Linked DNA regions of Mus musculus: regions 2 and 3 are each linked to region 1. A link is a loop called in an ENCODE intact Hi-C map of the cell type or tissue named here. Cell type or tissue: heart. All regions are shown on one strand.

Region 1 (8,000 bases):
AAGCAGAACAGGAGCTTGGGGATGCAGCTCTTTTGGTTGGTAGAATGGGTGCTATTCCCAGCACCACAAAAATAAATATGTAAATAAAACATTACACAGTGTTGTTCTTGCAAGGGTGTCCATTAAAAAGCTGTTTAAATGATGACTGGGCCTGGTGGAACAAGTCTTGGGCTAGCACTTGGAAGGTATAGGCTGGAGGATCAGGACTTCATGGTCTTCCATGGCTAACCTGGGCTACTCGAGGCCCTACTTCAAAAAAAATAATAATAAAAATAAAAAGTTGTTTATAATGGGAAAATTGGCAAAAGTAAACAATAAAACAATGCCCTGGTTATGTCAACCATGCATATCCACATATGGTAAGTGACAAATGCCACAGGATAGCTAGTGATATTAAAATGCATGAATTGCTAAAAATGAGATAGGACCTGACTCACAAATATCAAAACTAGAGTGCTAAGCACAGATACACTATTTTCATGATATTGATTAATTCCGGGTACTGGAAATAGTGGGTAAGACTTTTCTTTTTTCCTACAACTATATTTGAACAATAAAGTTTAATTTTAATGTAGCAATTAAAAACAATGTACCTTATAATTTTAGAGATATAACATTGTTTGTGTATAAAGTTTAGCTTTGACAGGAAAGAATTACCCTAGCTGAAAATATCCTCTAGGGTCAGGCACACCTTTGAATGTTTGATCCTCCTGCCTCTGCCTCCTAAGGGGTAGGGTTATACAAATGAGCCACCTTATTTGACTCTAATTCAATTTTTTTGAAAGAATAACTTCTCTTTAGATAAGAAAGATAAAAGAATCAACAGAAAAGTTTATCAAGGAAGATTGTGAGGAAAGACATCATAAACTCTTTCTGAAAGTCTTATTCTTTGCTTGAGTTTGCGAGAGTAAAATGAGCCCCATCTTTCTGGGAGATGACCTGTACCATTTCTCAGAAGCAGATCAGACAAAGGGCTGAGCAGCAAAGGCCCTCCAAGACACTACAGGACAGTGTAGTCTGACCAAGGCTCAGCTGAGCCAGGTCTAGGTGTCACTTCCTATCAGTCCCCCAGGGACAGCATGAACCATCACCTCTAGAAGTTTACAAAATTTAAGTGAAATTAGGGGGCAGACAGCTTGGGATTGCCCCGTTCTTCAGGGGTTCCCTGGTAAGCATTGGGGGATTCCCTTAAATATGGCAGAACCCTAACACTAAGTATGGGGGCCACAGGGGAGGACAGGCCCCTGCTTGTTAGTTGGAGACTGGAAGGGGTGGGGGAATTCCTAAACACTCCATTTACAGAGAAGGAGAGCCCCTTGTTAGTCACAGTTCCCTTAGTACAGGGCATTTGGTGGTAGATATCTGTTTCTGATTCCTTCAAGGTTTCTGATTTCTTGTAGGTTTTAGAGGCAGACAACTGAAATAAACACACAGAGAGACACACATTCTCTCTCTTTTTCTCTCTCTCTCACACACACATACATAAACACACACACCTACTCCTCTCACCAATACTATTTGGCTATTAATTAGTTCAATGGTCATAGAATTTAATTTACATAAATCTAGTATTGCTATTTATTTTTTTCTTTTCAGGCTGGAGCTCCTGAATGCCAGGCTGGCCTCACACTTAATATAGCTAAGGATGAAGTCTGGTTCTCTTCCTCTCCTTTCCAAGTGATGGAGTCACAGGTCCATGCTAGCATGCCTGGTTTCTACAGTCCTGGGGATCTAACCAAGGAACGCTTTTATTTTTTTATGCTCCAGACTTTACTCTCCCTCCCCTCTAAGCCCACCCTGCATCCACCCTCTGACTGTTTCACATCCCACACCTCCTCTTCACCCCTGACTCCACAAGGATGTCCCCACCTCCCACCCAACCAGATCTCTAAACTCCCTGGAGCCTCCAGTCTCTTGAGGGTTAAGTGCATCTTCTCTGACTGAACCCAGACCTGGCAGTCCTCTGCTATATGTGTTGGGGCCTCAGATCAGCTGGTGTATGCTGCCAGGTTGGTGGTCCAGCATTTGAGAGATCTCAGGGTCCATGTTAATGTATCATTCACTCTTTGAGACAGTTTCTCTCTGTATAGCCCTGGCTGTCCTGAAACTCACTCTGTAGACCAGGTTGGCCTCGAACTCAGAAATCCGCCTGCCTCTGCCTCCCAAGTGCTAGGATTAAAGATGTGTGCCACCACACGGCTCCATCATTCATTCTTTAAAAGTTACTTTTATGTGTGTGTTGGGGGCGGGTTGTCTGTGGAGAACAGAAGAGGCAACTGGATCCCCTGGAGATGGGCTTCCTGGGAGTCCTGAGCCGCACAGTGGCTCCCCATCCTGAGTGTCACTCAATTAGCTCATGTTTAAAGATAATTTCAGAAAGAAGCCATGTGGAAATTATTTAAATATTTGTCCATTAATTCATTTTTTGAGACAAGATCTTGTGTGGCTTAGGCTGGTCTAAAGCCTATAGCAGAGGCTAGTTTGAAATGATCCTCCTGCCTCAGCTTCCTCATTTCAGGGATTACAGTAATGTGCTACCATACCTAACAACAGTGTAGACCTATAAAACATAAGGAAGGATGTGCGTGTGAGGAAAGGCATTTACTCATTGTGAATGCCAAGTAGAACTTGAACTGTTTTGGTTGACTCGATTGCTATAAAAATACATAGGAAGCAGATTCTAGCCTAACTTAATATAGTTCCTATTCTACATTAATTAGGGATTCAAGCTTGAGATGAGGTAAGTTTATTAGTTTTTGAATAAAGCAGATGATATGAATAAATACAGATGACATTTCTCAATCTTAATCTTATAATTGATTGATGTCAGTAACCACTTTTTTTTTTTTAAGGGAAAGAGGCTGGGGTGGTTAAAATATAATGTATTTATTTGCAAAATGCTTAGAGTCTTAAAAAAAAAAAACACATTGAAAACCAAGCATGTCATTGTCACACTTTTCCATACTACAGCAGCCACAGCAGGCAGGTTTTCCTTCTTCCTCCAAGGTGTATGGCACAGAACTGTCTGAAAAATCACCAACCAGAACTCACCAACTCACTCTGAGGGCCTTTATCCAAGTACAGGGCCTACGGCACCTGATGGCAGGTGGCAGTACGGGTAGATGATAGGAAGACACCCCAAGTCAAAGCTTTTGGTGGCATGGAAGTCCCCTCAGTCAGCTCACCGAAATTATGTTGTCATAGGTGACAAGTTTACACAAGTAAACTCAAACTCACTTTAGAATTCATCAATTTTATTTCATATACAAAACTTCATTACACCAGGTACCAAAATTAAGGCGAATTAAGTCAAAGTGGCTTTGAAAAATCTAAATCGACACAGCTCAACACTCGTCTTGGGCTTAGTTCAATCAGAAGTGTTAAGGAAACTGGGCATGGGGCTCTCACCTTTAATCCTAGCCTGGACTAAGGCAGGATTGCTGTGAATTACAGGTAGCCTCATCTATACAGTGCTTTCTAGGACAACCAGGGACATAGAGTGAGACCTGTATAAACAAATCAAAAGTTCCATTGAGGTAAGTTGGGCATGGTGACAGACCCAGGCTGGAGAGTTCAAGGCCAGCAGGCTACATAATAATGCTGTCTCAAAAAAAAGTGTTAGCAAATATTAATTTATAACACTGAGAAAATGTGCTTTAAAAACTTGTGTGCATGGGCATTGTTCCTGCAGGTATGTCTGTCTGTGCACCATGTGTGCCTGGTACCTGAGCAAATCCCCTGTTGCTGCTATTACAGGCTCTGAGCCTCCATACACTTACACAGGCAGTCGCCATACACAGGCTCTGGGAACTTAACTCTTGAGTCCTCAGACACAACAGCCATCAATCTGAATTTTAAAACTTGAAAGATGAGAGACCACCATTTATCAACTGCTCTCTTCACTCCACTCCCACCCCAAAAGGGAAACTCCAGGTGGGTGGATGTCTGTGGGTTCAAAGCCACTCTTGCCTAGTGAGTTCCAGGACAGCTAGGGCTACATAGTCTTAAAAAAAAAAAAAGAAAGAAAGAAAGAAAGAAAGAAAGAAAGAAAGAAAGAAAGAAAGAAAGAAAGAAAGAAAGAAAATTAGCCGGGTGTGGTGGCACACGCCTTTAATCCCAGCACTTGGGAGGCAGAGGCAGGTGGATTTCTGAGTTCGAGGCCAGCCTGGTCTACAGAGTGAGTTCCAAGACAGCCAGGGCTACACAGAGAAACCCTGACTCGAAAAACAAAAACAAAACAAAACAAAACAAAAAATTAAGAAAGGCAGGGGGAAAAAAAACAGGAAAGAAAGCCTGAAATAGGCTCAAACATACGAATTTTTAAATTAAGCTTGTGCAACATGGTGGTTCACACCTGTAATACCAGAACTCGAGATACTGAGGCAGGATCTTTGTGTGTATCCCTGGCTGACCTAAAATGTAGACTAGGCTGGCCTTGACCCTGTTTCAAAAATCGCTCCCAATAAATAACAGATAAATCGACCTCACTTTGTGAATTAATGAGTGTAAACGTGCTAATGTTTTCCAAATAGAGCATAGTTAATGGGGAGGGTGAGTTTAAGGGTTCTTAATTGGCAAGGCCTCTTTCTGAAAAACAAAAACAAAAAAGTAAACTAATATAACTTAGGGAGGTTCATTTCCAGCTTAGACCGATGTAATCACTCTAAATTCCATACGCGATGCCAAGAGCTTTTCTCAAAATCCTAAAAATTAATTCTCATCTACACACCCTGTCTTCGGAGCTGCACTCCCTTCGCGGCCGCACGCGGCGCCCGCAGCAGCTGACTCCTCCCCGTTCATGGGGAAAACCCTGCCTAATATTTATAACGCTATGACATACTGTAATACTCACAAGGTGGTTGTAGAAGTATAAACACGACTGGAGATATCTGATTGGCTGCTGGTGATGTAACACCCATGTCAATACTTCCCACTGAACGCACGTGTTCGACCTTTTATTTAAATTTCCATTTCATCACAGCAATAAGACACTCGGGGCGGTGCATTTTCTGCGAAACGATCGTCGCCCGGGGCCAGAGGTGCTGCCCGGCGTACACAAGGAGCCCAAGGAGGTGTCCTCGCGAGGGAGGCACCGCCTGGTCCAGTCTTTTGTGCAGGAACAAAATAAGTTCACTTCCTCGGGCACGGCCACCCACCCCTCCCCCGGCAGATGACAGGGCCGGGCGCGCTCCCACCGCACTTACTCCTGGAGTCCCAGGTGAAGTCGTGGCGAGAGCCGGGGACCGTGCGCACGGGCGCGCCGCGGCGAGCCGGCCCCTGACACCCGCCAGCTGTTTGTCCTGGCCGAGCCGGCCCCGCCCCGAGACCCCAGCCCGTGCCCCGCCCGCTTCCTTCCCGTGGCCGCACCCCCGCCCGCGGGCCCGAGCGGCCGGCCCCTTTCCCGGTCCCCGGGCGCCCCCGGCCCAGCCCAGCCCGGCCCAGCCCGCCCCCTCCCCCGGCCGGCCCCCACCCTCTCCCCCTCCAGCGGTTACTGCTACCCCGGTGCATTGTGGGCGCACGGTCCGTTGTTCATTTGCCATTCGACCTCCGCCAGGGCCTGGTCGGACGGAAACGCTCCGCCGGCTTTATTGTCGGCTCGCTATGTGGCGGAGCCTGGCGGCTTAGCGCGCCTCTCGCGTCCGCGCCTCGGCAGCCGGCGGCGGCGACACGACTCCCCCCGAGGACGGAGATCTGTTGGCGGGCCGGTGTGTGCGCGCAGCGCTGAAGCGGGGCAGCGGAGGGGCAACCGCACTCCTCCTCAACTTCGAAGGCCGCACGCGCCCGGCTCGCCGCTCCGCTGCCCGCCCACCGCTCCGCGCGGGACGCTGCCCGGAGCGCGGCGGGGCGCGGGTGGAGAGGACGCGGCTGGGACGGCGGCGGCAGTAGACGCGTGCGGCGGCCCGGGAGCGAGCGCGAGCCGGCGGGAGGGTGAGGCCGGGCCGGCGGGAGCGCAGCGCAGAGCGGCGCAGCGCAGCGCCGGGGGCGGGGGCGGGGGCGAAGCGTTGGGGGAGCCGCGGCGAGCGCGCGGGACGCGGCCGGAGCCCGGGCGCGAGCCGAGGCACCGGGCGGCGGCGGCGGCGGCGGTGACCGCGGCGCGCGCCATGTCGTTCAGTGAGATGAACCGCAGGACGCTGGCGTTCCGAGGAGGCGGGTTGGTCACCGGCGGCGGCGGCCCCACGAACAATAACGCTGGCGGGGAGGCCTCTTCTTGGCCTCCGCAGCCGCAACCGCGACTGCCCGCGCCGCCCGCGCCGCAGCAGCCGAATGGGCGCGGGGCCGACGAGGAAATGGAATTGGAGGGCCTGGAGCCCCAGGACTCGGAGGCCGCCGCCGGCGCGGCCGCCGCCGAGGACGTCAAGGAGTTGCTGCTGCTCCCTCAGGACACGGGCGGCCCCTCCTTGCTGGGCGGCGGCGCGGGGGGCCCCCTGCTAGCGGAAAGGAACCGTCGGACTCTGGCCTTCCGCGGGGGAGGCGGCGGGGGTCTCGGCAACAATGGCAGCAGCCGCGGCCGCCCGGAGACCTCGGCGTGGCCCCTCAGGCATTTCAATGGGCGAGGGCCGGCGGCCGTGGATCCGGAGCTGGACGCGCTGGAGGGGAAGGAGTGGATGCAGGACGGGGCGTCCCTGAGCTACAGCACCGAGGAGGAGGGGGCGAGCCCGGGCGATGGCAGTGGGGCGGAAGGCGGCAGCTGCAGCAGCAGCAGGCGGTCGGGCGGCGATGGTGGGGACGAAGCGGAGGGCAGCGGTGTGGGAGCTGGCGAAGGAGAGACTGTCCAGCACTTCCCGCTCGCGAGGCCCAAGTCCCTCTTGCAGAAGCTCCAGTGCTCCTTCCAGACCTCTTGGCTCAAGGACTTCCCTTGGCTGCGGTACTCCAAGGATACCGGCCTTATGTTCTGCGGATGGTGCCAAAAGATCCCCGAGGATGGGGGCGGCGTGGACCTTACCCAGGTGGGGCATGATGAGCTTTCGCGAGGGACCCGCAACTACAAGAAAACCCTGCTCCTAAGGCACCACGTCTCCACCGAACACAAACTCCACGAAGCCAACGCCCAGGTACCGTAGATCCTGCCTTTGCTTTTCGACCACATCTTTTGGGAAAGGTTTATCAGTGGGGAAGACTAAAACTAAAGTAAAGAAGGGGGGAAATTAAGATCCTCCGGGGGAAGACTCACTTCGTTCCGATCGAGAGAGGTTCGCGAGAGCTTATGCGTAGGGGTTTAGAAAGCCTGGAAACAAAGTTTTCCAAAGTTGTGGATCTATTGGGGGAGGAGGGGTAGAAGGACAGTTTTCTAATGATATCGCTGGGTTTATCTTCTTTTTCGAGTTAGGGTTTGCCTGTGAGATTGAATCCGAGAGAGAGGCTGGGAGAGGTTGGAGATTTTAACCTTTGATTGACTTTCGGTCAAAAAGGATTTTTTTTTTTAAGTCAGAGGAGATTTTAGAACTGTCCCTTCTTGTGTTCGTAGACACTAAAGTACTAGAAGTAGCCTGAAGAATGGATTAAACAGTTTCCTTAAGCTTCGGTGCTACAGGCTGTCCACTCTTAAACTCGTGTCAGGTCGAGATAATGTGAAATATGAGAGGCTTATGCAAATGTACAGGAAGTTAGTTCAGTAGGGTAAATAATTTTACGATGTCCGTCTCTGTTAAACTTGTTTGGTATAATCATTGTACACTTTAGCTAGTTACTTACTGATATTTCTCTTCTGAGTGTATTATCCTTTTCAAAAACATGGTCGTGAATAGCTTATATGAAGGGTGTTAATCTTAGCTCTGGAAATGTTTAATGTGAAGTGATTTGGGCTTCATTTGCTCACTGGAAACCTAGTTACAGAGCAAGCCTACCTATGAGCTTTAGTCCCCCTCCCCCCTTTTTACAGGAGCCTGACCGTTTTGATAGCCCTTTTCAAGTCAAATAGCTGTTGGTCAGTCTTCCTTTTTATGACTCAGACAACCTGTGGTGGTGGGTGGAATTGATTCTTTTGTGTTGCTGACCGACAC
Region 2 (8,000 bases), 580 kb before region 1:
AAACACTAATGTTAAGATTCCCCACGCTGAGGCAAACGGAATCATTCTCAGACAGACAGGTTTACAAAATAAATGAGGCACAGAACAAACAACGGATCAAAGTGTTGGTTCGTAATCACTACCTCAATTGAATCTTTTAAACAAAAATTAACAACTAATTTTTTAAAACTGCTAATGCATGACATGATAAAAAATTAAAGAGAAAAGTAAACCAACAAACTTTTAGTCTTTAGAAAAAAATTATCTGAAAATGTACCTTTTTCCTGACTTACTGGCGACTTTAGGGTGGTGTTGACAACCGTCCCAACACACCTGGGATTTTAAGCTTTCCCCTCCCTTGTTCTACAGCATCAGTTCTTTAGAAAGCTCCGATCTCTGTCCCCCAAGGTCTATAGGGCTTGCCAAGGTTTGCTGCCTGCGTGGGTGTCGAAGGGCTCAGTAGGTGGAAGGAGCTGAAGGAAAAGGGGAAGGCTGAGAGCGAGGCCACAGAGGAGAGCAGCGGTGGAGACAGTTTGGAGGCCGAGGTCACCACGGGAAGCACCGGTCCCAAGCCGCCACTAGGGGGCGCTCGCAAGGCCGGCGCCTCCGGATGGGCAGAAGCCAGCCTGCCCTGGTGATGCGGCTCCGTGGGTGACGCCGCGGTGCCAGCGTTCCCGTGGCCATTCTGGGGCAGCAGCAGAGGGTGTGCGATGTGTGGGTGATGTCCGAAGGCACTTCCCCAGGGAATGTGTCCGAGGCCACCGTGAGCGCCGCTCGCGGCTTCCCGCTGGGATGCGTAGTTGTTGAGATGGGAGACCAGGCGAACGCGAAGCGGGTCGGAGGCATCGAGTCCTTCAATGATGCTCAGATAACGGGCAACTTCGGCCAGGCATTCCCGAAACCCCAAACTCCGATAGTCCATAGCCAGGGCGTGCGCGTCAAAATAACCTGTGCACAAAAACAAAGGAAAACCTTCAAGGCTCTGCTCATTTCCTGAATTTCTTCCACTCCAAAGTTCTTCCTGGCAACTCCATACAGGATTACAGCACAGATCATGGGTCCTGGAAGCTCAAATATTTTGAAGCTGACCAAAATCTTTGCATTAATCAACAGTATATGTTTGCTAATGCAAGTTCAAAGCCCAATTAGAAGCTGCTGAGCAGAAATTGGAATTATACCCTACCAGCAGATGAAACTATGTTCCCTCCTTTAATGTTTTCCCTCAACAACAACAAAAAATACATCAAGGACAGAGAAACCACAGAGCAGTGAAATTCATTAGACACACAGATGTAAGTTATCATCGTGGAGCTTTTAGGCACTTGGTCCTTGGTGAAGAATCTGGTGGCTGGAGACAGACACGGGCTTCAGTCTCTCACCCCGTTAGATTTTTTTTTCCTCTCTATTTAGCCCCAACATGTCTCTTTCCTCCAAATTCTTTTGGCAGTTCGTTTTCTAAATCTGTATATAAAATTCCGACTATCTAGTTGTTCTTTTTAATAAGCCATTTCCCAATCCTTTCTTAAATAGCAACAGACAAACATGAGTGACTTGACCTAAATCAGGGCTGTCACAACCGGAGGAGCTCCGGGAGACAGGCGCTTGCTGAAAGGTGCATTAGCTCAGTTGAAAGAGGATTGGGGTGATGTATTCACTGCTCAAGAACCCATGTGCTGTTGAAGGTGCACTTGGCTGGCAAGCACATACTGCTCTCCCCACCCCACAAAGCAAAGCAGGCAGGGACTGCACCAATCCCAGACTGCGCTTGCTACCACCCCCACCCCCCACGCCGAGCACGCAAAGCCCCAGCTGAACTGGAGAGGAATACCTTTCCCTCCTGCAGTGTGCAGCATTTTCAGGTGATCCACAGTCATCTGCAAGATCTCAGCTTTTTCTAGCTTAGCAGATCCCTAAAAAGAAGACAAAAGGCTTATCTGACACAAGTGCCTTTGGAGAACTTAAAATATGCACACAAATATACATACATGTAAAATACAAACGTAAAAAAAAAAGCAAAAGTCACGTATATCCACAAAATCTGTGGGAATTTGTGTAAGAACATCCAACGACTTGGCACAAATGAGGTTAGAAGCACGGAGGGGAGGGAATCAGAAGGTGCCGATGGCTACACTCAGCGCTCTCATACTTCCATTACCTGCTTCTCAAAGGCACTGGGTACCAGCCTTCTCAGCTCAGACAAACTGTTATTGATTCGGTCTCGTCGGCGCTTCTCGATGATCTATGGGAAGCAGACAAAAACAAAGGAGGGCATTTACGTTATGACTGTACATTCCAACGAGAAGAAATGTGGTTCTTTCCGTTAGTTAATTAATTAATATAACAATGTGCATATATATTTAAATTATTGGGGGGGGGGGTACTCACGCCTCTCCGTCTTTTCCTGGCCAAAACCTGGGACGATGTCGTTGGGGACATGGAACACAGCGCCGAACTCAAGTTTCTGTAAGATGGGAAGCAATTGCCTTGAGAAAGGAAAGGAGAGCCCTCCTACACCAGATTTCTTTGGCAACTTGAGCTGGAGGGCTCGGGGACGATTGCTCCCAGCCAGCAGCTGCCGGCCCACGACTCCCGGCAAAGGGAACCCAGCATCAGCGCACCCCATCCTCTCCTCCCGCTCCGGATCGGTCGGACGCCGCCAACTCACCCATTCTCGTCCGCGCTCTCCTTTTCCACCTCGATGGTCTCGTCCAGCTCACTATCTGAGGAGCTGTAGTCTGGGTGAGCTCTCTTCATGGTGGCGGAGCGTGGGCTCCGAGGAGGGTCGCGCGGCGGGCAAGGAGGAGTTAACTGCAGTGGCCGCTCAGCGCTCGGCTGCGGGAGGTGCGTGCACACTGATCCCACTCACGCTCAGTCTCCGGTTAAAACTCAACCATCCCTTTCCCACGCTGCGCCCCTTCCCATGGATAGGGGGAGGGCGGGGAAGGCGGAGAGGTTGGGGCAGGGGCGGGGCCACGGCTCCCGGGTAACCGCGTGCCCCGGCCAATTGGCGCCTCGCTGCGCAGATTGGCAGCCGCATGGGGGCGGGACGAGCGGAGGCCGAGGCTGGCTGCTCCCCGCCCCCGGAGCCCGCCCCTGCCCGGCGGCAGTGCGTCGGCTCCGCAGGAGTTCGGCTGGGGGCCGCGGGCGGCGGTGGGCCGGCGGCGGGCAGAAATGGGGGGCCGGCCCGGGACACCAGCCCGGCGATAGCCACCGCCCCGCCCAGCCCCACCCCGCGCGCCCGGATTGGCCTGGCCGTGTGCCAGGGCCGCGCCTGCAGCGCCGCCGGTGAGCCGCACGCGCCGCGGGCCGTGGGAAAGTGCCGGCGCCCCGGCCGCCAGCCAATCCGGACGGACGGCGACGGCGGCGGCGACGGTGGCGGCGGCGGCGGCGGCTGCTCTGGGCGGCTGCTCTGGGCGGCTGCATGAATGGAGAAGAATAGCCAGGCGGGGGAGCCGGGCTGCACGAGGGCGCGCCTGCCGGGCTCCTGGTGTGAACCTGTAATCGGAGTCCGGGCGCCGGCGGGCCCCGGAAGCCACCGCCCGCGTCCCGTTCTCTGCACTGCTGCCGGTGCCCCGCGGCTGGAGGCGGGCGTAGTTGGCGGGTCCTACAGGAACAGTCGCCTGGGGCGCCGCTCCTTTGGATGGTGGCCACCAGCTCTGGGAGCAGAGCCTGAGAGACTCAAGGGATGCTGCTTTTTGGGTTCTAGGAGCCTCTAAAGCTAATCCTGCAAGGCTTCTCAGCTTTGGGACGAAATGCATGCCCCTATGCATGTCATTTCCGGGGAAGTAGAGCGCTTGTTTTCTGGGTTAGCTTGAGGGAGGAGTAGCTATCCCCCGAGACATTCATTATGTTGGGATTTTTGCTGTTGTTTTGTTTTGTTTTTGTCCTCCCTTCCCCCTAGTGTTGGCGGCCAGATCCTCTTAGCAGGCGACAGGGTGGCGGCCTGGGTGTTTGCTTCTGAGGCTGTGCGATCATCTGTGCGAGGATGCACGTTTCTGGCCCGCATCGCGCGCGCGCGGACACACACACACACCCGTTGGTCTCAGTTGGGAGGGGCGTTTGGGGTGCTATATGAAGTTCTGCACACCGCTCTCCCCTCTCCCCCACCAAGAAGGGCGACTTTAAAAAAATAGTTTAAATCTTATGGATTGTTTCCCTAGTTCAGCGTTCACAGAAGTAGACAACCTGGAGAAAGCCCAGTCTTTATCCTGCCCCACTCTTGGAGCCTGCAATCCCGTCTATGAAGCAAAACTTCATAACCGTTGAGAAGAATAAAAGAAACTCAACACCTTTGCAAGCAATTCTGTTTCTAGACATGATGGGTTCCATAAATGCAGACTAAACCGAGTTCCCAGGTCCAGTTCTCCATCCACACACTTTAGACCACATCCTGGGTCCTTTTAAAGTTCTCATTGCACTTCACCCTACTGTTCAGAGCCTCAGCCCTCACAGCTCCTCTGAAAAGGTGAGGTCCCTCCATCTTGGCTTTGTTTTTTCCTAGTGCACATATCCCACCACACAGCTTAGGAGTGGTCAAGCCAAGGCTCACTGCCTGCTTCCCTCTCCATGTTCACAGCTCGCTTCGCTCCTGTCACAAGCTGGAAGCTCACCTCCAGACCCCTCTCTTCATCCATCTTCTCCATCTTCAGAGCCTCATATCACCTGCCTCCCTTGACGCCATCCCATGTTTCCCCCTAAAGTGACGGAGCACCCTGCACCTGAACCAGCATGACCTCTACTGCATAGCTTTTAAGTTTTCTGGGTCAGTGGCACCTACAGTAAGGTCTTGTTTGCTTTAGCCAATGTTGGCCGTTGTGCAGAGAAAGAAACTAGCAGCAGATTGGCTGGTAAAAAGAAACGGTTTACATTGAGGGTGCTTGGTTTTAGATACCAATATTCCTCAAATTTACTGTGGAAAATGAGGCTATCCTGGTGGGCATGTGGTACTGTGTGCCTCTAATCATAGAACTTGCAAAGTAGAGGCAAAATTTCATGAGTTCCAGTCCAGTCTATGCACATAGGTTCTCCTGAATTGTATGTATAGCAAGACCTTGTACAAAACAAATGCTAGAACTCTGGGACCCAACACTTGTTTAGCACTAAAAAAAGAATACCAATGCTTATCTGTCTGTCCATCTCTTTCTGACCGTCTACCCAGTACTTCCAAAGTGTCTTCTGCATGCCTGGCACAATGCCGGCACCTGAGAGATAAAGGTGACAAGAGGTGATAAGCTCCACACTGTCTCTGAACTCACAGCCTCGGGAGACAACACACAATAAGCTGATACATAAGTGGGGTAGCTATAGAAGTCCGCGGGAGACAATACACAATAAGCTGATACACAAATGGGGTAGCCATAGGTGTCCCGAAGCCTAGTGGCACCTTCTGATAAGGAGAAGGGAGAGAATGGGAACACTTTTATGAGGTCTGGGGACGTTTTCAGAGCTGACCCTGAGTGTTAGATGGAGATGTAATCGGAGGCCAGGAAGGAAGGGGTGGTGACGGCTTCCCTTGGGTAGTGGGGTCTGAGAGGCTGACGGCATCAGGCTCTTTTCCCACGGGCTGCCAGCTAAAGGCAATTTTTTTTCTAGGAGACTTGGGGCTTCTTGTAAAGTGAATAGGGGTGCCCCAGGCCTGGCCTTTAAGGGAAAGGCCTTTGTAGGCTGAAGTCCCTACTCGGGGCTCTGCAAGAGACCCTTGCTCTGCACAGTGATATCAGCGCAGGAGATCTCACCGACTGCTGCTGGAGTTGACATCAGAAGGCAGAGGCGTCATCTGCAGCTCAGAAAGAGGAAAGGGCTGCTCCAGTCAGCTTGGATTCACTGTGAAGCAAAACGGCTTTGGGACAGCCTACCTCAGCTCTCAAGACGCTGAGTCAGTCACATCTCAAATGTGAGGCCAGCCTGATCAAACAGAGTTCCAGGCCAGTGCTATCCCTGTCTCCAAAACAGTTTTGTGTTAGAATAACTCATGGTGGGACAGGCCTGTAATCCCAGTCCTGAGACAGGAGGAGTGAATGTTTCAGGACAACTCAAGCTACATAAATCCTGTCTTGAAATGCAAAAAAATAACCAAGAAATTCTGAGGTGAGGCAGCAGGTGACGTATTTGAAACCTCTAGGGTTTGGTTGATTTAAAAATTCATGCCTACATGGTAGGCACTGAGTCAGGCCTGGAGCAAAGAGACTGAAAAGCCATAGTCTACATCCATCTCCTCAGAACTTCCCGACACTGGGCACATTATTTAACCTCTACATCTCTATTATCTGTGACATAAGGATATTGATAATAATCACCATCAAAAGCCAGTTACATAAAGAGCATTGATTATATCAGTGTGGCCATTGACCAACACTAAATAACACCCGGATACTGATGTGTCCGGTCTGTTGGTGAATGTAGCCATAGGTGACCTCAGCATCTTCTTCTGATATATCTCACAACTGCTGAGATTATGCAGCATAATCTAGTAACCAGATATATTAGCATAGCATCTCTAGAAAGCAGAGGAGTTTCAGCATTGTGAGAGGTAATTGGTGCTACCTATTTAAAGCAGCAGTTCATTTTTAGTCTCTTCTTAAGAGACATCCCCCTGAGCACAAATGCTATAACTAGGTATATAAATAAGCTTCACACTCAGAGAGTTCAGCTTTTGCTTGTCAGAATCGAAGCACAATGGCCCCAAACTGTCACAGAGAGTCTTGACTCCACAGCCATTTTCCTCTACCCACTATATGCATTGACCCCCAGAAACCCTGCATACATCACACAGCCTTGTGCCATGCCATGCCACAGACAAGCGCATGTCCATCTCAGCTCTCCTAATGTGCCATGGTGTTTGTTGGACAGGCGTGTTTAGTTGTAAACCCCACAGGACACCGTGGACAGTGGGCAAGGAGGGGAGATAAGTCACTTGCTTGGGTTCGAGTCACAGTGAGCTAGTCCTTAGCCATGCCCACACCTCAGTCCCATGGGCCTCAGTTTCTTCATCAGTAAGAACGATGCATCACAGCATCTGTTGGGATGGTGACAGTGCCTGTGGTCCCAACACTATGGAGATCATGGCAGGAGGATCAGTGCAAGGCCATCCTCGGCTACATGAGAAGTTGAGAGCTAACCTGGAATATATTAGACGCTGCTTCATAAACAACAAGAAAAGAGAAGTGTCCGGGAGAGAGAATGAATCCAGAGAGAAATTCATCCTATAAGTTCTTGTCACTCTAGAGGACCACAACTAATACAGCAACAGATTATTATAATAAATATGTGATGGTTAGTTGGGTCTTGGTTTTGGTTCTTGTTGGCTTGATACTCGCTAGGGTCATCTGGGAAAGGAAAACCTAAATTTAAGAAACACCTCCATTAGATAGTCCTGTTAGCAGGTCTGTAGGGTAAGCTCTTGGTTGATGGTTAATGTGAGAGGTTCCAGAACCCCGCTCTGGGCAGTGGCACCCCTAAGCAAGTGGTCCTGGGTGGTATAAGGAAGTGACCTGGATAAGCCATGAGATCAACTACTGACCACTGTTTCTCCATGGTCTCTGCTTCAGTTCAGACACAAGAGCCCGCTTGCTGGGCTCCAGCCTTGGCTTCACCTAATGCTGGACTGCAAAGAGCAAGATCAAAATTAGTCGTTTCTTTCCTCAACTTGCTTTTGGTCATGGTGTTTCATCACAGCAACAAACAGCAAAGTGAGACAAAATAAATCCAATTTTGAAAGGCCAAATATAGGAGGTTCTAGGTGATCCCCAGACTGGAAGTCACATGGAAGTCTATGGCTTTGAAACTAACCAGCTTCTAACCCACTGCCTATTGGCTAGAATTGATACTTCCTGGAGCTTTGATTTTAGAGTCAAAAGGCTTTCTTTATTTTATTCAAAAGCACAGGGTAGAGATGAAGAAGAAAAGAGAATTGCAGGTACGGATATTCTTAGCAGACAAAAAAAGTTAAGAGCAGAGTCTGAGGGAGCCAATAGATGATTTGGGAGGGGAAAGGAAGCATTGTTTGCTCTGTAAACCCTGTC
Region 3 (8,000 bases), 76 kb before region 1:
GCTGTATCTACATAGATAAGTACTTAGACACACCATGTGACCCCTGACACGCAGCACATGACCAGTTAACGGATGTTAAATGAACAAATATTTCAATAAATAAGTGTAACCCAAAGGAAGAGAGAAAATAAAAGAAAGAGGAAGGGAAGGGAGGGAAGGAGAGGGGAGGGGAGGGGAGAGGGGAGGGGAGGGGAGGGATGGGCTGCTTTGTGCTACCCAAATGATGAATTTGGGAACAGGAGGTCCAAAAGTTGAAGAACAGCTCAGACAGCTTAGTGTGACTTCTCTCAAAATAATACTAGTGAGTAGCTGGCGGTGTAGCTCAGTGGTAGAGTGCTCTGCTCATCCAAGGCACCGGGCTCAACTTCCCAAGGAGGGAAGCGTGGAGGGCAGGGAGGAAGCGAAGAGATCTATGTCCTTCGCTGCCTTGCTGCTGACACGCAGTCATCGCTGGAATGGATGCGCACAAAGTTCCCTGGTGGAAAAGGCCAATCACATTCCAGCCATCTCTCTGGGGAAGCCTGCTGCTTAGGAAAAGAGACTAAACTGTTTGGGAAACCGACTTGGAGCTATCTTTATGAACAAATAAGCTACTGCCAGTCCTCCTGACGTTGGCCACTTAGGTGGCTCTTCTAAGTTGGCTCAGACTCCTCCAGACATATACTTCCTTCCTTCCCTTCGTAACGGGTTGAAGCTTCAGACAGGTCCCACAGGGTCATCTGATTTTTATGCAGAGTGTTTGATGTCTTTGAAGCTCTCACATAGTCGACCTCTGTCTGTGGGGCATACCCCAAGAAGTACTTAGCAAACAGGCTCCTGATGCTACCTGCCCCAGTGGAATCCAGTGTGGTCTCAGCCTCTCCATCCAGTTTTACTTGTTGAGAAGAAATCCACGAGAGGTTCTGAGTGACTTCATCCCACACCGTGATAAGCATGGGAGGTGATGTATGCTACTTAGCCATTCTGTAATGCATACATATCTGACAACACCATATTGTATACACAACTATAGATGACTATTTGGTCAATTAAAATAAATTCATTCATTTAAAGGTGTTTGTTAAATAAGCAATCATATACACAGTAAGTATAATTAGCAAATTTGTTAAGGTCCATTTATTCTGCCTTTCAAGGTTTAATTAATATGCTCTGCTTTGAATAGGGGTCTTTGTGCTTAGATAGTTCCTTTTTCTTAAAGCTAAATGAATAAATATTATCTTCTCATGGGACTGTGTGCCAACACAGTACCAGCTTTGTCTTGAATTCATTCTGAAAATTAAGGTTTATTTTATTTTTAACTGGTGTGTGTATGTGTGTTCACATGAGTGCAGGTGCCACAGGCGTCAAACCTGGATAGAGTGACCTGGGTATAGAAACTGAATCTGGTCCTCCAAAGAGCAGAGCACATGTTGAGCTGCTGAGTCATTCATTTTCTAATATGAACTTATATATTCAGCGGTGCTGGGGCCACATCCCTGGGCTCGTGCATCCAAGGCGAACACTCAACCACTGAACCACAGTCCAGCCCTGGGGTCAGTACATTTTATTGACTACTGACATAAGCTGGTTGGTAGCTTAACAGAAACCAGGGTATCATCTGAGATACCCTGAAGATGGCCCATTTGATTGGCCTGGGGACAAATCAGTGAGGACATTTTCTAGTTAAGGATGGATGTGTGTGTGGGGGGGCATCCTACTGTGTGTGTGTGTGGGGGGGCATCCTACTGTGTGTGTGCGCGCGTGTGGGCATCCTACTCTGTGTGTGTGTGTGTGTGTGTGTGTATGTGTGTGGGCATCCTACTGTGTGTGGGGGGGGCATCCTACTCTGTGTGTGTGTGTGTGTGTGTGTGTGGGCATCCCACTGTGGGCTGTGCTACTCCTGAATGGGTGGTCCTCAGTGGTAGAAGCATTTATTGCTCTTGCAGAGGACCTGGCTTCAACTCCTGTATCCTGCTGAGAGCTTTCAAACTGAAATTGAGCAGGAAAGTGGTTATTAAGTAATATAGAAACTGAAGTGCCTAGAAGAGTGTCTAGTGCACACGATTAATTCTTCCTGTCACTTGTATTTTAAAAGAACTTCTAAAGGCCTACATTTCAGCTGCCACAGTGTGCATATCTGTCATCTTACTACTCTCAAGACTGGGGTGAGAAAGTTCCAAGTTCAAGGCCCGCCTGAGTTGTAGAGTGAGTTCCAATTTGGCCTCAGCAACTGAGCAAAATCATGTCTCCAGATGAGACAGTAAAAACAGAAGGCCTGGGAAGATGGCTCAGTAGTTAGGAGTGCTCACAGCCCTTACAAATAACCCAGGTTCAATTCCAATTACCAACCACCTGGAATTCCAGTTCCCGGGGAATTCAATGTCTCTTCTGACCTCTGCAGGTTCCTGAACACAGGTAGTGCATATGTGTTCTCTCTCTCTCTCTCTCTCTCTCTCTCTCTCTCTCTCTCTCTCTCTCTCTCAGTGTGTGTGTGTTTGTGTGTGTGTGTCTCTCTCACACACACAGAATGAGAGAGAGAGAGAGAGAGAGAGAGAGAGAGAGAGAGAGAGAGAGAGAGAGAGAGAAAGTAAAAATAAAGCTAGGAATGGCATAGAGCAGCAGAGTCTTTCCTAACATGCATGAGGCCCTCGGTTTAATCCCTTGTTCTGTTAAACTCAGCCACAGCAGGAGGAGGAGGAACAGCAGCAGCAGTAGAGGAAGAGGAACAGCAGCAGCAGCAGAGGAGGAGGAACAGCAGCAGCAGCAGCAGCAGGAGGAACAGCAGCAGAGGAGGAGGAAAGAACAGCAGCAGTAGAGGAAGAGGAACAGCAGCAGAGGAGGAGGAGGAGGAACAGCAGCAGCAGGAGGAACAGCAGCAGCAGTAGAGGAAGAGGAACAGCAGCAGCAGCAGAGGAGGAGGAGGAACAGCAGCAGCAGAGGAGGAGGAACAGCAGCAGCAGCAGAGGAGGAGGAACAGCAGCAGCAGGAGGAACAGCAGCAGCAGAGGAGGAGGAGGAGCAGCAGCAGCAGCAGAGGAGGAGGAAGAACAGCAGCAGAGGAGGAGGAAGAACAGTAGCAGAGGAGGAGGAAGAACAGTAGCAGAGGAGGAGGAAGAACAGTAGCAGAGGAGGAGGAAGAACAGTAGCAGAGGAGGAGGAAGAAGAGTAGCAGAGGAGGAGGAAGAACAGTAGCAGAGGAGGAGGAGGAACAGTAGCAGAGGAGGAGGAGGAACAGCAGCAGAGGAGGAGGAGGAACAGTAGCAGAGGAGGAGGAAGAACAGTAGCAGAGGAGGAGGAAGAACAGCAGCAGAGGAGGAGGAAGAACAGTAGCAGAGGAGGAGGAAGAACAGTAGCAGAGGAGGAGGAAGAACAGCAGCAGAGGAGGAGGAAGAACAGTAGCAGAGGAGGAGGAAGAACAGTAGCAGAGGAGGAGGAAGAACAGTAGCAGAGGAGGAGGAGGAACAGCAGCAGAGGAGGAGGAAGAACAGTAGCAGAGGAGGAGGAAGAACAGTAGCAGAGGAGGAGGAAGAACAGTAGCAGAGGAGGAGGAAGAACAGCAGCAGAGGAGGAGGAAGAACAGTAGCAGAGGAGGAGGAGGAACAGCAGCAGAGGAGGAACAGCAAGCGGCGGCAGCAGCAGGAGGAACAGAGGTGGATGGCAGCAGCAAACCACCTAATTTGAAAACTTGATAGAAAACATGTTGATTTTAACATATGTCAAATGATAATCTTTGTTTGTTTGTATGTTTGCTTTTTGAGACAGGGTTTTGCTGTGTAGCAGCCCTGGCTGTAATGGAACCCACTTTGTACACCATGCTAGCCTCCAACTCACACAGAGCTGCCTATCTCTGTCTCCTGAATGTTACTGGAATTAAAGCTCACACCACCATGCGGGGCTTCAAATGGCACTCAGATTTAAACTGCCTCTCTACCCTCCTCATATTTCTGAGTATTGTAGTAGAAATGTAGGTAAAGTTTCTAGATAAATATACATCTAGTTAATTTTTAATTTCAGATAATCAATGAATATTTTTTAATATTAGTATATCCCAATATACTATCTGGCACATGCCAAATTCAGGACATGCTCACACTGAAAAATTATTTATTTTTGATTTGCAATTCAAATTTAATTAGGTATCTTGTATTTTGGCTCGAATGTGGCAATTCTAATCAAACCATAATGACTAGCAGCAATCTGTAAAGCAATATAATAGTTTAGTTGACTCTTTGATTTTAAAAGAATGTTCTATTGGCAGTTAACCAATTTTTTCCCCTAAAATTTTCAACCCGGGTCCTTTCCTCCTCTAACCCTATGGTTTGAGCTGTGATTTCACCTTCCTTTAGAAAGTGCTCTGAGCTCCAGAATCCGAGGATCTATTTTGGTTCTCTGTGGTTACCAGAATGTGGCTTGGAAAAAAAAAAAAAAAGGAACAGTTGTTAGTCCTGGCTGAAAGCCAGACATTTGGTGTCGAGTTTTCAGTTGCGTCCTCTCCTGGAGGTTCAGTGGAAGCTTGTAAAGCAGGTTTTCCTTATTGGTGTGATCCAGTAGCCAGGAGACCACTGACATGGCACTTATTTTCATTCATAGTGAAGCGCCCCACGCTAAGGAAGAAAAGGCCAAGCTTGATAATCAGTGTGGCTGAGCATAATAAGCGGCGTGACCGCCAGTGAGCACTGGTTCACTGAGCAGAGGGCTCAGAGCCAAGTTTGGAGGGAGGTCTTGGCAGGGCACCACCAGCCAAGAAAGAAAACCAGAAGTTTGCACTAACTGGTCCTTTTATGGGTTGTTTCTTCTTTCATTATTCACCTCTCTCAAGCAACCATATAAATCATCTTGGGTCTGAACTCCAAACTTCCAGAAAGCTGGTTAGGTGAGCAGCTGTAAAGAGCCAGGGCTTCTTGCCAAAACAAGACCCTGAGGACATTCCGGGTTTCCTGCCAGCTCCCGAAAGTCCTTTCCTTTCTTCTCTGAACCCTGAGGGTTGGCCAGCCTCTTTCCTCTCCTCTGGTGCCACCTGTTACTTCCAACTGCTATTATCTCCTTCCTGGAGCAGCGTGGGACAGGAGCGAGCCTCTCCACTTCCGGCCTACCTTATTCACACCAACTGCGGGGCTTGCAGGGCTCACCATGCGACCAGCCTGGCTTCTGTGCCTCCCAGGAAAGGGTTCTGGCTTTCCGGTCCTCCTGAGCTGAGCCTGGCTCTCACTGCCAGGAACCGGAATTCTTATCAGATCATGGGAACTGAGTATGTGATACAAGTCTGTCCAGCTTTGTGATCTCTGTGTAGCTCCTGAGACAGGCACCATCTCTCCTCCAGCCCCCCCTCTTCAGAGGAGTGTTCATGCCTGAAATCCTGGCACTCCAGAGAAACAGAAGGAAGAGGATCAGGAGTTCTGAGGCTGGCTTCAGGGTCTAGCAAGTTTGAGGCCAGCCAAACTGAGCCAAATCTGCCCAATTTGAGGTCAGAGATCATGTCTACAATAAAACCCTATTTTAAAAAAAAAAAAAAAATTGCGTGCGCGCATTCACAAAGCAGCCAAACAAAACGGATAGATGGCAAATGCTTCCTCAAACTTGTGCTGGTAAATCTCCTTGATAGATATAAACAAAAGCCCTAAACTTAAAAGAATGGTTGATTATTGCTGTCTTTTTTTTTTTCTTTTTTTTGAGACAGGGTTTCTCTGTGTATTCCTGGCTGTCCTGGAACTCACTTTTTGTAGACCAGCCTGGCCTCGAACTCAGAAATCTGCCTGCCTCTGCCTCCCAAGTGCCACCACCGCCCGGCTTGTCAATTTTTTTATTTAAAAATTTTGCTCATCAAAAAATATATATAATAAAAGAAGCTGGAGAAAGCTGGGTGTGGTGGAGCACGCCTTTAATCCCAGCACTTGGGAGGCAGAGGCAGGCGGATTTCTGAGTTCGAGGCCAGCCTGGTCTACAGAGTGAGTTCCAGGACAGCCAGGAATACACAGAGAAACCCTGTCTCGAAAAACAAACAAACAAACAAACAAACAAACAAACAAACAAACAAAAAAAAAAAAGAAAAAGGGAAAGAAAAGAAAAACAAAAAAAGGAGCTGGAGAGACCGTTCAGTGGGTAAGAGCACTAGCTGCTCTTCTAGAGAACGTGGGTTCAATTCCCAGCACCTATATGTCTGCTCACAACTGTCTGTAACTTTAGCTCCAGGAGATCCAGCACACAAACATACATGCAAGCAAAAAAACCACTAATGTAACAAAATTAAATATAGAAATCTTTCTCAGAAAAACAAAAACAAACAAGCAAAGTTAGTGAGTGAAAAACCAACTACCCCAATTCCTGTACACAGAACATATAAAAATTACAGAGAATAAAGAGAAGCTAGTGCAGAGAAAAGACTCAGGGAGGCAAGATGCTTACCACCAACCCTCAGGATCTGGATTCATGGTCAGGACCACATGGTAGAAGAAGAGAACTGTCTTCCACAAATTGTCCTCTGCACTCTACACACAAGCTGTGGCACATGCACACATATATGAACACACGATAAGTAAATTCATTTTTTAAAAAGACAAGCAACCTAATAAACAAACCAAGAAATATTTGAATAGACTTTTCATAGAACAAAGTATTAGTCATAAGAAAAACATACAATGAAACCAGAGTGAGATCTAATTTCACACCCATTAGATTAAATTGAATCTTAAATGCTGACAATGTCAGGTCTTGGAAAAGATGTAGGCTAACTGAAACTGTAAGGTTTTGCTCATGGATTGCAAACTGCAAACACTTGAAGTTTCTTTATCCCAGAAATTCTACCCCCAAAAACACATGCAAAAAGCTTTATAATAGCTCAAATGGGGACAACTCAAGTGCTTAAACAAATTGTGACATACAATATGGTATAATTCATATTTGCTGGGTTCTTTTGTTTGTTTGTTTATTGAGACAGGCTCTGACTATACAACCCTGGTGTCCTGGAACTCACTATGCAGACCAGGCTGGCCTCGAACTCTTAGAGATCTGCCTGCCTCTGCTGGGATTAAAGATGTGTGTACCACCATGCTCAGCAATTCAGAATTTTGCAGAATATGAAAGCCATGCACAAAAAAGTACATGTGTATGACTCCACTGATGGTAAGGTCAAAGGTCAGCAAAGATGCTCCCTGGCAATTGAAACCAGGGTATTCGAGGTGAGCATGCACTCCGAGTGTAATGGGAACTTTGGGATAGCATAATGTTCTACATCTCCATGCGAGATGTAGATGTTACACAGCTGTATACAGTTGTTTTCCCCACAAAGGTTGATTGATTTGTTATATATAAGAATCCATACATATGCATGTGTGCAAGTAAATAAACTCAGGGTAGGCAAGGCTGGAGAGAGTGGGCAGTGCTGATGGTGCTTGCTCTCGGAGGATCACAACTGGCCCTAGGGAAGCTGACCTTGGCCCTCAAACCAGCAGGTCCCTCGTGAAGACGTAGGATGTGCTGTGGATAAGTGTGAGGTGCTGTATATGAAAGAGAGTCGCCTTTCCTTTGTTTCTCTTTAAATTTATCCAGATGAGTTCTTCCTTTTCTATCTCACAGAATGGTTTGAGAACTTGGGTAGCAGCCTGTTAAAATCCACACCAGTGAGTCCAACGGGGTCCTGAGCCTTTTGTATGTGGAAGTTTTAATAGCTGGTCCAACCTCACTGCTTGTCCCCAGTCTGGTTAAAATGCTTCTCCTGTCTGGGTTTACTTTTGTGGTCATATGCACCTAAAAATTAATTCATTTCCTTTAAATTTCCTATTTAGTGGAATATATGTTTCCAAGCTTTTAAATTTCACTGGTATGTTTTGTAATAGCTCCCTTTTCATCTCTAGATTTATTAATTTTGATTCTCCCCCCCCCCCATACTTTGGTTAAGTGACAAAGTACGTCTAAATAACTTTAAACGTCCCACAGTTTTTACATATTCTTAAAATTTCAATCTCTTTAAAATATCCATCTCTTTTAAAAATCCAAAGTCTTTTTACAATTAAAAGTCTATTAACT

The links. Peaks named below come from ENCODE experiments on the same cell type or tissue, not always from the same donor. Only the 100,000 strongest peaks of a DNase experiment are listed, where the experiment ranks them.
Region 2: it touches region 1 in a loop (8-fold over the local background); 2 of 42 quality-filtered maps call a loop at or near these places.
Region 3: a loop joins it to region 1, with 2.0 times the contacts of the local background. A loop is called at or near these places in 2 of 42 quality-filtered maps.

The regions. Positions count from the first base shown.
Region 1 is chr3:9,245,029-9,253,028 of GRCm38, forward strand. Zbtb10 (zinc finger and BTB domain containing 10) reads left to right here and starts at 5,539. Exons shown (of 6, transcript NM_177660.3): 1 at 5,539-7,052. The coding sequence starts at 6,102. In heart, a CTCF peak has its summit at 4,764; DNase peaks (open chromatin) are centred at 5,003, 5,243, 6,613 and 6,773; H3K4me3 peaks cover 3,659 bases; H3K27ac peaks cover 2,206 bases.
Region 2 is chr3:8,664,138-8,672,137 of GRCm38, forward strand. It overlaps Hey1 (hairy/enhancer-of-split related with YRPW motif 1), which reads right to left and starts at 2,901. Exons shown (of 5, transcript NM_010423.2): 1 at 2,645-2,901; 2 at 2,365-2,440; 3 at 2,135-2,218; 4 at 1,808-1,889; 5 at 1-927. The coding sequence starts at 2,733. The coding sequence ends at 359. It overlaps LOC115489673, which reads right to left and starts at 5,551. Exons shown (of 2, transcript XM_030252957.1): 1 at 3,087-5,551; 2 at 2,787-2,941. The coding sequence starts at 3,749. The coding sequence ends at 2,801. In heart, a CTCF peak has its summit at 3,899; DNase peaks (open chromatin) are centred at 564, 3,064 and 3,924; H3K4me3 peaks cover 4,594 bases; H3K27ac peaks cover 3,982 bases; H3K27me3 peaks cover 489 bases.
Region 3 is chr3:9,169,376-9,177,375 of GRCm38, forward strand. Gm41996 (a long non-coding RNA gene) reads right to left here and starts at 5,336. Exons shown (of 3, transcript XR_878674.2): 1 at 5,072-5,336. In heart, a CTCF peak has its summit at 4,491; a DNase peak (open chromatin) is centred at 4,656; H3K27ac peaks cover 685 bases.